2 separate regions of the Homo sapiens genome follow, and region 1 is linked to region 2. Evidence: chromatin loops called from intact Hi-C (ENCODE). Cell type or tissue: heart right ventricle. All regions are shown on one strand. Links, peaks and the distances in the headings refer to the core of each region. The heading gives the core; the rest is flanking DNA.

Region 1 (3,906 bases), core at 1,407-3,906, 1.7 Mb after region 2:
CAAGAGTCTTTGTAATGTAGACTGAACTGCACTTTGGTTTCATATTATTTGCTCTATAATATCTGAAACCATGATATGATTAACTTATGTGATGCTTAAGACAAGTTTAAAGACACAAGATGGGAAATAAAATTTGGGAATATTTTTTCATGGGTAATGTGGCTAATGTCTCTACCTTATTCTCAGCAACATATTAGAGTATCATATCTAGAAATGTGTAAGAACACCAATCACAAAAACATGAGTCTGCTTAGTTAACACAGAACACATGGATGGCAAAAGTTTCTTTTATTTATCTGCTAGAGGAATCATAAGAGGCAAAAAAGTACTACCAATATTGGACAAAACAGATAACTGACATTATCGATTTTTAGTAAGATTCTTAGTTTCTTTGTTTTTGTTTTTTACAATCTGACTGCATTAAGACACATATACTCTTTAATGTAAAAAAAAAACCATCATATGCGGAACTAAATGCACAAAGACCTCATTATTGGAACATTAGCCATGATTATTTTAATATTCTCACAGCTTTGCAATTTTGAGAATATACTAGCATTATATAAGAAGGAAGAGGAGAAGGAGGAATAAGAGGGAAAGGAGGAGAAAGAGAAGTTGGTAAACAGAGGCCTAGTTAAGAATTCCTTGCCTTAGTGGTGAACAAGGACTAAACACAGACAATGGGTGAAACACAGACGCTAATTCACATAACAGAGAGTAGGCAACCTTAAGAATGAATTGATGCAGACTCCTATAGAATTCCTCTGTTATGACTGGGTTCTTATTTTCTCCTCCTTGTATGTAGTTGAAATTTCATCATTATGAATAGTTCCTTGGATCTTTTTTTAAAGTTGTGAATGCAAGTGTTTGGCTTTGTAATACAACTTTTTAGTATCCAGAAGATAACCAGTGCTCTACCAATAAAGATCTTTTGATACAAAGGGTTTTAACTTCTGCCAGTTCTTACTCATTTTTTTCAGGTTTTTTATACATTTCTTAAACAACACATACATTATGTAAAATATAAGAATTAATGTACATTCTCAAGGTCAGATTCAGTGACAAAATGCACTACCCGAATCTAGTAACACATTTACTCCTTGCTGCATATAAGTGGCGTGTAAGAAATACAGGGTATATTGTTTTGTGATCCATGCAGTAAATGTTCACAAATATCAAGCAAACAACTAGACGTTCTTCAGCTACTAAAATTAACTGTCCCAGTCACAAAAGACTTAACAAAAATAAAAGCATGGATGGTTACATCAAAACCATGCTGGACTGAGTTCGTCCTGGAAGAGCTGGTTGGCAGGGCCACAAGGAAAGCACTGGCAGCTGCAAATTTTCCTCTTCATATGTGACTGAGACTATTCTCTTCTTACATGGCTTTACCCCATACCACAGGCTTTTGCTAAAGAGGCATTTCAGGTTTCAAATTAAAACAACTGACCTTTAGTGAAAAAGCAGAGAAATGCCTCTCTTGAGTTTCTGATCCTAGAAACAGCTTGCTATAGGTCCTTAAGGCAAATGCCAGGAGTCAAAGAAACTGTAGAACAGTCTCAGGATGTAAACAATAAAATCACTGACCAAGGAGTTATATCCCTGGATGAAAACTCTTCATAAGAAGACCTAACTGGATAAGACCAACTTCTTGGCTTTCAAAAGTAATGTGAATTTTATATCCTAGAAGCACTGCACTTTTTTTTCTATTGTAGAGACTTCTGGAGTAGATAAAATTCATGATGTTGCTTAAAAAAATACATAGCATGGAGAAGCTACTCAAATGCCAAGCAGTTTTCAGGTTTGTTTTTGTTTGTTTTACTTTTATATTTTTCTTTTGTAGTTGGCATATGGAAAACCAAACTGGGAAATCATAATGTTGGAGTATCTTAAGGGCATGCTATCATAGATATTAACAAGCTTATTTATACAATAAGACCTCTGCAGAGCGTGCTCAGCTCGATGCCACATTCCAGAATAGCCACTGTTGGTTTCTTTTTCCAAATTGTCCATGTTTACAGGCTTCACAAATATCCCTGAAGTCTTGCCAATATGCTTGGCAATGATAAAATTCATGGCAATATCATCACAGTTTTGAGTATCATCTATCAAAGCATGGACAGCTGCAGGTTGCCTCTGAAATAATTCAAGATATTTGCTATTGAAGAATGAGGCTCCAATCAGCACCATAGAGTACTGGTCACCATTTCCAGACCCTGGTGCTTGCATTTCAAAACTTCCATAACTGTAGATACCTGATGAAGTAGAGACGTGCTTTCTAGGAACAAATCCTACAATTTGATCAGGAAATTGCTGAAAAGAGGGAAAAAGAACAATAAAATGTCACATATTTTTAGAGAAGACATAGTGAAAAAGGCAATGATTTATTACAGAGAGAATGAAACTGATTTGTCAACTCTTCCTTATTCCTGGTTTCTACATTTCAGTTTTATCTAGCTCCAGGTAACTTCATAAATCTGTGTTCTGATATGTTTACAGGTCAAATGGCATCACAACCCAAACATCTCTGAAAACAAATATTCTACCCTTACAAATGTTCTCCTAATTCAAACATTATCTGACATTAACAAATTCCAGTCACCAAAGAGTCCAATCCTTCAAAATGTGCTGCGAGAAAAGTTGACTGCCTGAATGCTATTTGTTGTAGGAAATAAGAGATAATGGGATCGTTTTGAAAATTTGTTCTAATCTCTTAGGAGTATATAAAATTATGGACCTACATGTGTGATTGTCTCTTTTTCATGTTGATTTCGATGTTCATAAAAATTACTGTTGATTTTAAACAATGTTATATTTATCCCATTTCAGCTTGGGTGTTTCTTTTTTTAAAAAATGAGATAATATAAATAAATGTTTATACTTATCTATATAACATAAATGTTTATATTATGTATATGTGAGAGAGATGCATCAGAATCTTTGATGAAAGGATAGATGGTAGATGAGCATGACTAAAAATAAAACAACAATCAGCAAACAAAAGAAAAACACTGAAGCATGGGAAAGAGGTAAGAATTTATAGGGTTGAAAGTTTCATTCACTCATAAATAATTTGAGTTTCATTCATTTATTGAACAGATGCAGAACTAGGGACACACACACACACACACACACACACACACGAGGCTGAGTTAAATGCTATTTCAAAGCACTTATAGTCTAGAGAGGGTAGAGGGGTATAATATGGATATGCAAACAAGGAAATACAATACTGTGAGAAAGTTGTTTTAAGTGCAGCTGGGTAAATTCAATGGGCACATTGAGGGTAGAATGACAACTGTGTTGCTGGGAGGCAAAGGGGAAGGTCAGGGGATGGGGGATAAAGGCTGGGAGGTTTCAGAGAAGATGCGCTATTTATACAATCTAGGAGAATGAAAGAAATTTCACAATTGGCTAGAGAGGGAAAAGGGAAAACACTAAAAGTGGAGGTAATGGGCAAATACAAAGACACAGATGAATGTCTACTCGAATCTTGCTTGCTTATACACAAACCTCAGATCATTATGCTATGCAGGGTTTGGGTTGGACTGAATTTAAGTTGGTCAATGGACTGAAATTGTTTTTGATATTTTTAAAAATAAAACCTGAAATCATATTTATATATCTTTAATTTATAGTTTACTCAGATGGTTCCAATTAACCACAGTCCCCATATTCTGCCTCCATTTTTACATTTTGGGCAAATGGATTTTTAAGCATCAATAGAAATCTCACAGTTGAATTATCACATTAGAACTTTTTGTCCAAGAAGCTTTCATGTATTTCATTTCATTCCAAGGACTGGAAAAAAAAATTGTTGATATGGAAAAATTTCGTTGGTCAGCACACTAGGCATGAAATTAAAAACTGAAGTTTTAAAAATGCTGATATCTGCTGAGTATTGTG
Region 2 (8,110 bases), core at 2,337-4,836:
ACTCATTGCCAGGGGAATATTTTCTCCTGGGTAAAAGGCATGCATTAATTCTCACAATAGAGTCATCTAATAAATGATTCATCTAGACACTAATATTTAATCAGTTCTTATCTTCAATTGCTCTAAGAACCTTTTAAACACTATAGCATATTTAAACATATTCAGGGTTATTACTTATTCAAGTTTAATTCCTTAGTCAAACTTGTTTTAAAATGAATAAATGACACAAAAGAAAAGAATACTATCGCTTCATACTAAATGCTAATGTTGTAATTATTTTCTTTAGATAAGTAGATTTTTACCTGTAATGTTTTAACTTAGAATTTTTCTGACAATTTTAAAAGTTAATAGGAACTATTTGTTAAGCCATGCAGTTTGCTCTGCGGTTACTTACAAAATGGATTTCAATTTTTCTGTGGAATTGCTTTTTAATTTTTTACAGCACTGCAATGTTTTACCTACTTAATTTCATAATGTGAGTCATCAATAATATATTTCCTACATTCAGTGAAACCAAGTGTGATGCCAGATTGAAAAAATAATGAATTTTCTTTACATTTAGGATTTCTTTTCACATATATGACAATCCTTAGATAAATAAAAATGCTGTCCTGGATTATTATACTTTTCCACAAGAGGGCTCTTGAAAGTCAAAAATATTGCCCATGATTAGTAATCTGCTTACATCTATTGGTAAAAACCAGAGAAACAAGATTTTGAAATATTTCCTGGATAATTAAATTTTTAAAAAATACTTTAAATTAAAGAGTTAACTAATAGTAATCAAAGCCAAAATCGATGGAATGCTTCCTGTGTGCAGGCCATGTGGTTAGTGCTGGATATGTAGCCATTATTATTATTCATTGCACTATAGAGAGTCAGTTACGGTTCAGCATGAAACTTTGGAGATAAGATTGCCTGAGTTTGAATCCCAGCTCTGCCATTTGAATTATTTCTTTGACTTTGGGCAAGATACTTGGTATTTAACTTTATCAGTCCTTGGTTCCTTTTCTGTAAAATGCGGTTGTTGTAAGGATTAAGGGAATTAAGATACATAAAGCAATTAGAAGAGTGTCGGGCACCTAGTAAGTGCTTTGTAAGTTTTAGCTACTACTATCATCACAGAGGACAAAACTGAGGCACATAGAGATTAAAAGATATGCCCTAAATCGTGCGCCCAGTGTCTGGAAAGATACAAGGTTTTGCCCCACCAGTGTGCTAGAACATGTATTAGCCAATATGCCTCTAATATAAGAGAAGATTGGCAACACCATCTGCTTATTCCTACCCCCACTGACAGCACTGGGGGACCCATCCCTGCTTAACCACACTGCCCACCTGTCCACGGTCCTGGATTATCCATACCTCTCAGGGTTATCTCTCATCGTAATAATCATTGATTTATGTATTGAACTCCGTCACGAGTCTACTTGAGTTCCAGGACGATATCTTATTTATTTTTGCTTTCCTAGCACATTTTGGTTAGCAAGAATTAACAAGGATGATTTAAAAAAAATAAGGGTGTGCTAATATTTCCAACTGTCCTATAAAACGATTTTTGTTAAACCCATTTAACAGATGAAGAAATCGAAATTCTAAGATCAAGATCTCACGGTTTGAAATAGCCATACTATTGGAAACCAGATCTGAATCTGAAGCCTGTGTTTTCTTCACTATAATGACCCACACATGTGCTCAGGGTTGTTTGTGCATTTACTGACTGAAGACAGACTGTGAAAATTCCACCAAGAGACATAACGGAGTGTTTTCAATGTATATATAGGCTAAGGGGAGATTATTTTTGCAATAACTCAAGTATTCAAATGAGGATTTTTCCCTTCAAATAGTTTTGGTCTGTGTTTTTTTTTAAATAAGGTTAAATTTTTTTCAGATTGATTTTATAACTTCTCTTTTATAATTATTTTTGTGGAAAAATTTAAAAATGTTATGAACACTAAGAATAACAATATTATACAATGAAAGTGTATAATAAGGAGAATTTCCTGGTCAGGGACTGGGTTAAAACTTCCTTCAAAGGGAGATATCTGAACTGAGAACCAGAGGATGAGTCCGTGTTAACCAGGTGAAAAAGGGAAGGAAAGAATGTTATTCCAGGCAGACGAAACCATTTGCAAAGGCCCTGTAGCAGGGGACACCATCCTAATGAGGAGGAATAAAAAGAATAAAGGTAACGGGAAGCAGAATGGTTCAGGAGGGGCTGAAAAGTAAAAGGCAGACAATTCATTAATTTTGTAAATATTTATGGGAAGCCTACCACACCCCTGCTAGTAATGTAGGTACAGAGGAATAAAAAAGTAATAAAGCATTTTTCTCTCAAGGAAATTCTTAATCTGGCAAAAGATGGCTAAACGCACACACACGCTTACCTCTAGATATAATGCAATGGAAGCGGTATTGTAATAGCAGTAAGAACAAAAGGCTGTGGGAGCACAATAGAAGGAGAAATTAATTGTGATTAAGGAAATATCAAAAGAAGGAATTGGCCAATATTTTATTGGGTAATTGACATGTTAGCTGATCCTTAAAGGTATTCCAAGCAACAGCATGAAGAGAAGCACCAGGTGTAAATAGTGGCCAGAAGTCTATTAAATAATAATTTGTTTGATGGATCTGTTTATTTTAAATCTCAGAGGAGGTTCTATTCTCTGCAGAAAGTAGAATTAAACTAGAAAGCAGTAACAAAAAGATAAACAGAAAAAAACCTTAATAATTGCTATCATGTATATAGGTGTTAAAACACGGTTGCGAAAACAAGTAATCACAATGAAAATTAGAAAATGTTTGGAAATAAATGTTTGGAAATAAATGATAACATGGTTGACATATCAAAATACATAACTAAAGTTATGCTTAGGTAAAATGTGCAGGCTTATGTGCATATGTTAGAAAAGAATATTGAATATCAACACTCTACATATCTATCTGAAGAAGCAATGAGAAAAGCAAATTAATCCAACGAAAGTTGAAGAAAAAGATGACACAGGCAGAAGCCCAATGAAGAGAAAACAAACATAAAATTAATAAAGAAGACCAAAAGTTGGTCCTTCAAAAATAAAACACAATTTATAAACCCCAAGGTCAAGAAAAAAAGAGAAGTCAAAAAAGTCAGAAATAAAAGCCAGGATATTACTTTAGATTTTATAATTGTTAAAATATAATAGAAAGATATAAACAATGTTATGTCCGTAATTTCAATATTTAAATGAAATAAGCAAATACCATTAAAATATTATTTTTTAAATAACGAAATAAGGATGGGAAATCGGAATTGTTCTATATCTTAAGGAAAAAAAGAAATGAAGAATCTCTTTATAGAGGTAGTTATACTCTTCTTTCTGCTTCCTACTAGCCAAAAGGTAACAATGTTTACTATCTCTCAGCATTTCTCAATTGCCGCCACTAGGTGGCAAACGTTTCCAAACTATTGCAGGAGCCTGCAGTGACTATCAGAGTTTGTTGGACACCATTTTGTGTGCTCCCCAACAATCACAAATAGAATATTCTAAAATGGTCTCATTATTGTCATTATAAGCACTCTCACTGTTTTCATGAAACAAAAGATAGCAGCAGGAACAAAACTGCACTGAAAAAAATCTAAACACAGGTTTTATTGCAAGAAATTGAAAACCTACTCTAACAATAGAACCTTCCACTTCAGGCTCAGAACAAGGCCAGCGAAGTGGAGCAGGCCTATCACAGATTCCCATCTCCATGACAACCTTTTCAGTTCCATGCACAATTAAAGCTACAGTATCAGTTTTTTTCAGGAAAAAAAAAATCTGAGTCCTGGCTAGTATTCATTTTTTATAATAGATTTGAGAAATTAAATTGATTCTAATTAGTGCAGCTGACTTAGTGGGTAATAATAATTCATTATACAAGCAGCCCTAACTCTCTTCTCCAAAAGCAAATGAAAATATATATTTTGTATGGTTTAATGTACTATCATTATCACTATCCTTTTTAGCTTTCTTTGACAACAGCTCTTTTGTGCCAGGCATTCTCGAAAATCCTGGCTTAATTCCCCTTCAGGCTATACTTGTGGATAAAAAAAAAATCTGTTCATTTCATTAGCAATTAGATTTCAGCCAGATGGTCTGGAAAGTGTTGGGACTCCCTCAGAATCCTGGAATAACCTTTTCTCCAGATACATGCTTCCTTTCGTCTTCTGAAGACATTTCTGGAGTTTTTAGTTGTTACTGAAAAAATGGGTAGAGCTCAGATTTCTGCTGCCCTGAAAGAGATTGTTCAGAAATTTTGAAGAGTTAAAATATATATATTCAAAGTGTTAAAAAAATGCAACTTGTAAAGAAAATTTAGTGGATCAAGAGTTTAGCGTATGGAGAACAAATGATTGGTGGAGGAATTTATGACAATAACATTTTCAAGTACCATATATGAAGATATTTAAAAATAGAGTGACCAGCTATATTTTTCCTTTTTAAAAAATTAATAAAGATATAAAAATGGGATGTGAGTTTTCATGTTATTTCATATAAGCAATAACATGAAAGACTAGTTGAGTTTAAGACATTTCTGAGATTCCTAAGAATGGAATCAAGGTGGTAAAACATTACCAAGAGTTATCATAGAATACTATGCCATGAAAATCATAAACATGTATTTTTTTTCTTCTTCCTAGAAATGTGCAAGTATAACTTTTCCTGAAATCAGACGACTGAGGCAGGTGACTCTTCATGAACCCTTTCATTACTAGCATCTTGTGATTTTTATAGGCATGAAATGTAGATACTATGGCACTGTTGCTTCATTCATTTTAACCATCTCTAACACCCTATGATGATGACCGGGAGAAATAAAGCAGCCAGTTTGCAATCCAGCTTACTTGTGGATAGATGTTGTCATTGCTTGAAGAAAGTATGATTACTACTACCTTTTTGCGTGGTCAAATTGAGACAAAGAAAAGTTAAGTGTCTTCCCCAGCACTAAGTCCAAGAGAGATGACATATGTTTTATGTCTGTCCAGCATGCCTTTGGTCAACCTCATTTACTTCATTCTTGCCTGGAAATGAATGGGGCTGGCTCAACAGTGGACATAAAACGGATGCCTAGACAAAGAGAAAGCTCTATCTCCTTGCCAAATGTTACATTGAGGAATGGGCATGGGTCATAGCTTTGCCAAAGAAAATTGTTTCCTCCCAGAGAACTCTGAAGCTATTGAGAAAGACATAATTTCTTTTTTTCTTTTTCTTTTCTTTTCTTTCTTTCTTTCTTTTTTTTTTTTTTTTTTTTTTTTTTTTTTTTTACTGAATCTTGCTCTATTGCCTGGCCTGGAGTGCAATGGTGCAATCTCGGCTCACTGCAACCTCTGCCTCCCGGGTTCAAGTGATTCTCCTGCCTCAGCCCAGCCTCCCGAGTAGCTGGGACTACAGAAGCGTGCCACCACGCCCGGCTGATTTTTTATTTATTTTTTATTTTTTATTTTTAGGAGAGACGAGGTTTCACCATGTTGGCCAGGTTGGTCTCAAACACCTGACCTCAGGTGATCCACCCGCCTCAGCCTCCCAAAGTGCTGGGATTACAGGCATGAGCCACCACACCTGGCCAGAGATAATTTCTTTTTGCTTGTAGGGCAAACATAAACCTGAAGTTATTGTCATCTTATAGGGAGAGCTTTTCAAAATGAAGCCAACACAGGTAAAGGGAAGAAAATATAGCTTACACAAACAATGTTTAACATATAGATTTAACACATGGAGACATAGAGGCCTGGTTAGATTTTTAACTGTAAGGTCGAGCAAGAGAAAATACCTCTAATGTTATTGTATAAGCTCCTTATAGCTAGAACCTGACAAACTCATCCAGATCTTTGTAAGTTGTAAGCATGGGATTTAAAAAATGTTAATTTTGCTTTTTAAATTATCATATAGTCACAGACTTTCTTGTACAGGTCTTTGAATTTTGATACTTTTATAGATTCAAATAACTACCACCATTATCAGGATATGAAAAGAGTTCCTTCTATCACCTCAGACTCCCTGGTGTCATTTCTTTATAATCACAGCACTCCATTCCCCTAATCTTTGGCAACCACTGATCTCCTGTCCATTTCTTTTATCTTTCTGGGAATTTCATATAAATGGAATCATGTGATATGCAACCTTTTGAGACTAACTTCTTTTTCCCATTATAATGCACTTGAAATTAATTCAAATTCTGATCTGAATCAATAGTTTGTTCTTTTTTATTGCTGAGTAGTGTTTCATTGTACTGAGGTATCATAGTTTCTTCCTCCATTACTCACTGAAGGACTTTTGCACTGTCTCCAGTTTTGGGAATATATTATGAAGAGAGCTACTATATTAACATCTGCGTGGAGGTTTTTGTTTGAACGAAAGCTTTCTTTTCCCAAAAAATCAGAGTTGCTGAGTCATAACTACATGTTTAACTTGATGAGAAACTGTCAAACCATTTTATGTAATAGCTGTACCATTTTTCACTACCACCAGCAATGTATGAGAGTTTTAGTTGCTCTACATCCTCGTCAGCACTTGGTGTTGTCAGTATTTTTTATTTTCTGCATTCTAATAAGTGTGCAGTGGTATTTCATTAATGCTTAACTTTGCATTTCACTTATGGCTAATGATGTTGAACATTTTTAATATGCTGCTTTGCCATCCTTATAACCTTCTTGGTAAGTGTCCAAGCTTTTGCCCATTTTAAAAATTGATTTCTATGTTTCCTTACTGTTGCATATTGAGTTTTTTGGGTTTTTTGGTTTTGTTTTGTTTTGTTTTTGATGGAGTTTCACTCTGTTGCCCAGGCTGGAGTGCAGCGGCACAATCTCAGCTCACTGCAACCTCCGCCGCCCAGGTTCAAGCGATTCTCCTGCCTCATCTCCCAAGTAGCTGAGATTACAGATGCCCACCACCATACCTGGCTAATTGTTTTATATTTTTAGTAGACATGGGGTTTCTCCATGTTGGCCCGGCTGGTTTTGAACTCCTGACCTCAAGTGATCTGCCCACCTCAACCTCCCAAAGGGCTAGGATTACAGGCATGAGCCACTGCATCTGGCCTGAGTTTTATATATATTTTGGATGAGAAATTTATAAAGGAAAGAGGTTTAATTGATTCACAGTTCCACATGGTTGGGGAGGCCTCACAATTATGGCAAAGGAGAATGAGCAAAGTCACATCTTACATGGTGATAAGCAAGAGAGCATGTGCAGGGGAACTCCCCTTTATAAAACTATCAGATCTCATGAGATTTATTCACTATCATGAGAACAGCATGGGAAAAACCTGTCCCCATGATTCCATTATCTCCCACTGGGTCCCTCCCATGGCACATGGAAATTATGGGAGCTACAATTTAAGATGAGATTTGGGTGGGGACACAGCCAAACCATATCAACATGTATATTTGGTCAACTTATCAAACAGACCTTTGGAAACCTAACTATTTAAAGGACTAAGGAACTTCCAAGAGAAGCTAATTCTAAAACACAGGACAGGTAGACACACACATCTAGTAACAGATTTCTGAATTTGAGTAGGGGAAGATTTTTGAGTACAACATACTGTCACTCAGAATTGTTTCTGATACTGTCCTTGTTTGAATTCTGGAGAAGGCAGAAAGTCAAAAGTAAAAGATATATTTCACTCAAATATACCTGATTTTATCTTTAATGGAAAAAAAAATGAGAGTACCTTTTCCCCCCAATTTATTGTAGAGTGCCAGAATCTATTTGCCCTGCATTTGCCCAGTGCATCACCAGCAGCACCCAGTGGAATAGGCAATAGTATTTAGCTGAGATGGCCCTGCTGATTCCCAGGAAAGCAAGCAGTAGTGGTGCCCCTTTGCGGTGGCAAAGTTTGGAGAAGACTGTTGTCCTCAAGAGTAGAAATGGTTATCATGCCTATTGTAAATGACATCTCATGGAAGTGAAAGCAATATGTGACAGCTGCCAACTAAAGCAACTGCCCAGTGGAAAGGCCAAGAAAACAGAAGGCAGGAAGGAGAAAAACATGGCCAAAAGCACAATTGCTCCTAGGATTATTCTGAGAGCTTGGGAGACACAGGGTCCTAGTTTATCATGTCAGTGCAAGGGCCAGTGAATCATAG

Evidence for each region. Hi-C counts contacts between places; a loop is a spot of excess contacts. Peaks named below come from ENCODE experiments on the same cell type or tissue, not always from the same donor. Only the 100,000 strongest peaks of a DNase experiment are listed, where the experiment ranks them.
Region 1: a loop joins it to region 2, with 6 times the contacts of the local background. A loop is called at or near these places in 7 of 110 quality-filtered maps.

The regions. Positions count from the first base shown.
Region 1 is chr1:100,872,118-100,876,023 of GRCh38, forward strand. It overlaps EXTL2 (exostosin like glycosyltransferase 2), which reads right to left. Exons shown (of 5, transcript NM_001033025.3): 5 at 274-2,313. The coding sequence ends at 1,825. Among named protein-coding and RNA genes, the nearest start is that of EXTL2, 21 kb to the right of the region's middle. In heart right ventricle, for the core only: no CTCF peak of the experiment used is centred there; no DNase peak of the experiment used is centred there.
Region 2 is chr1:99,177,035-99,185,144 of GRCh38, forward strand. No RefSeq gene overlaps it. Among named protein-coding and RNA genes, the nearest start is that of PLPPR4, 83 kb to the right of the region's middle. RefSeq lists a silencer at 6,849-7,016. In heart right ventricle, for the core only: a CTCF peak has its summit at 3,417 (motif pointing right); a DNase peak (open chromatin) is centred at 3,437; H3K27ac peaks cover 1,430 bases.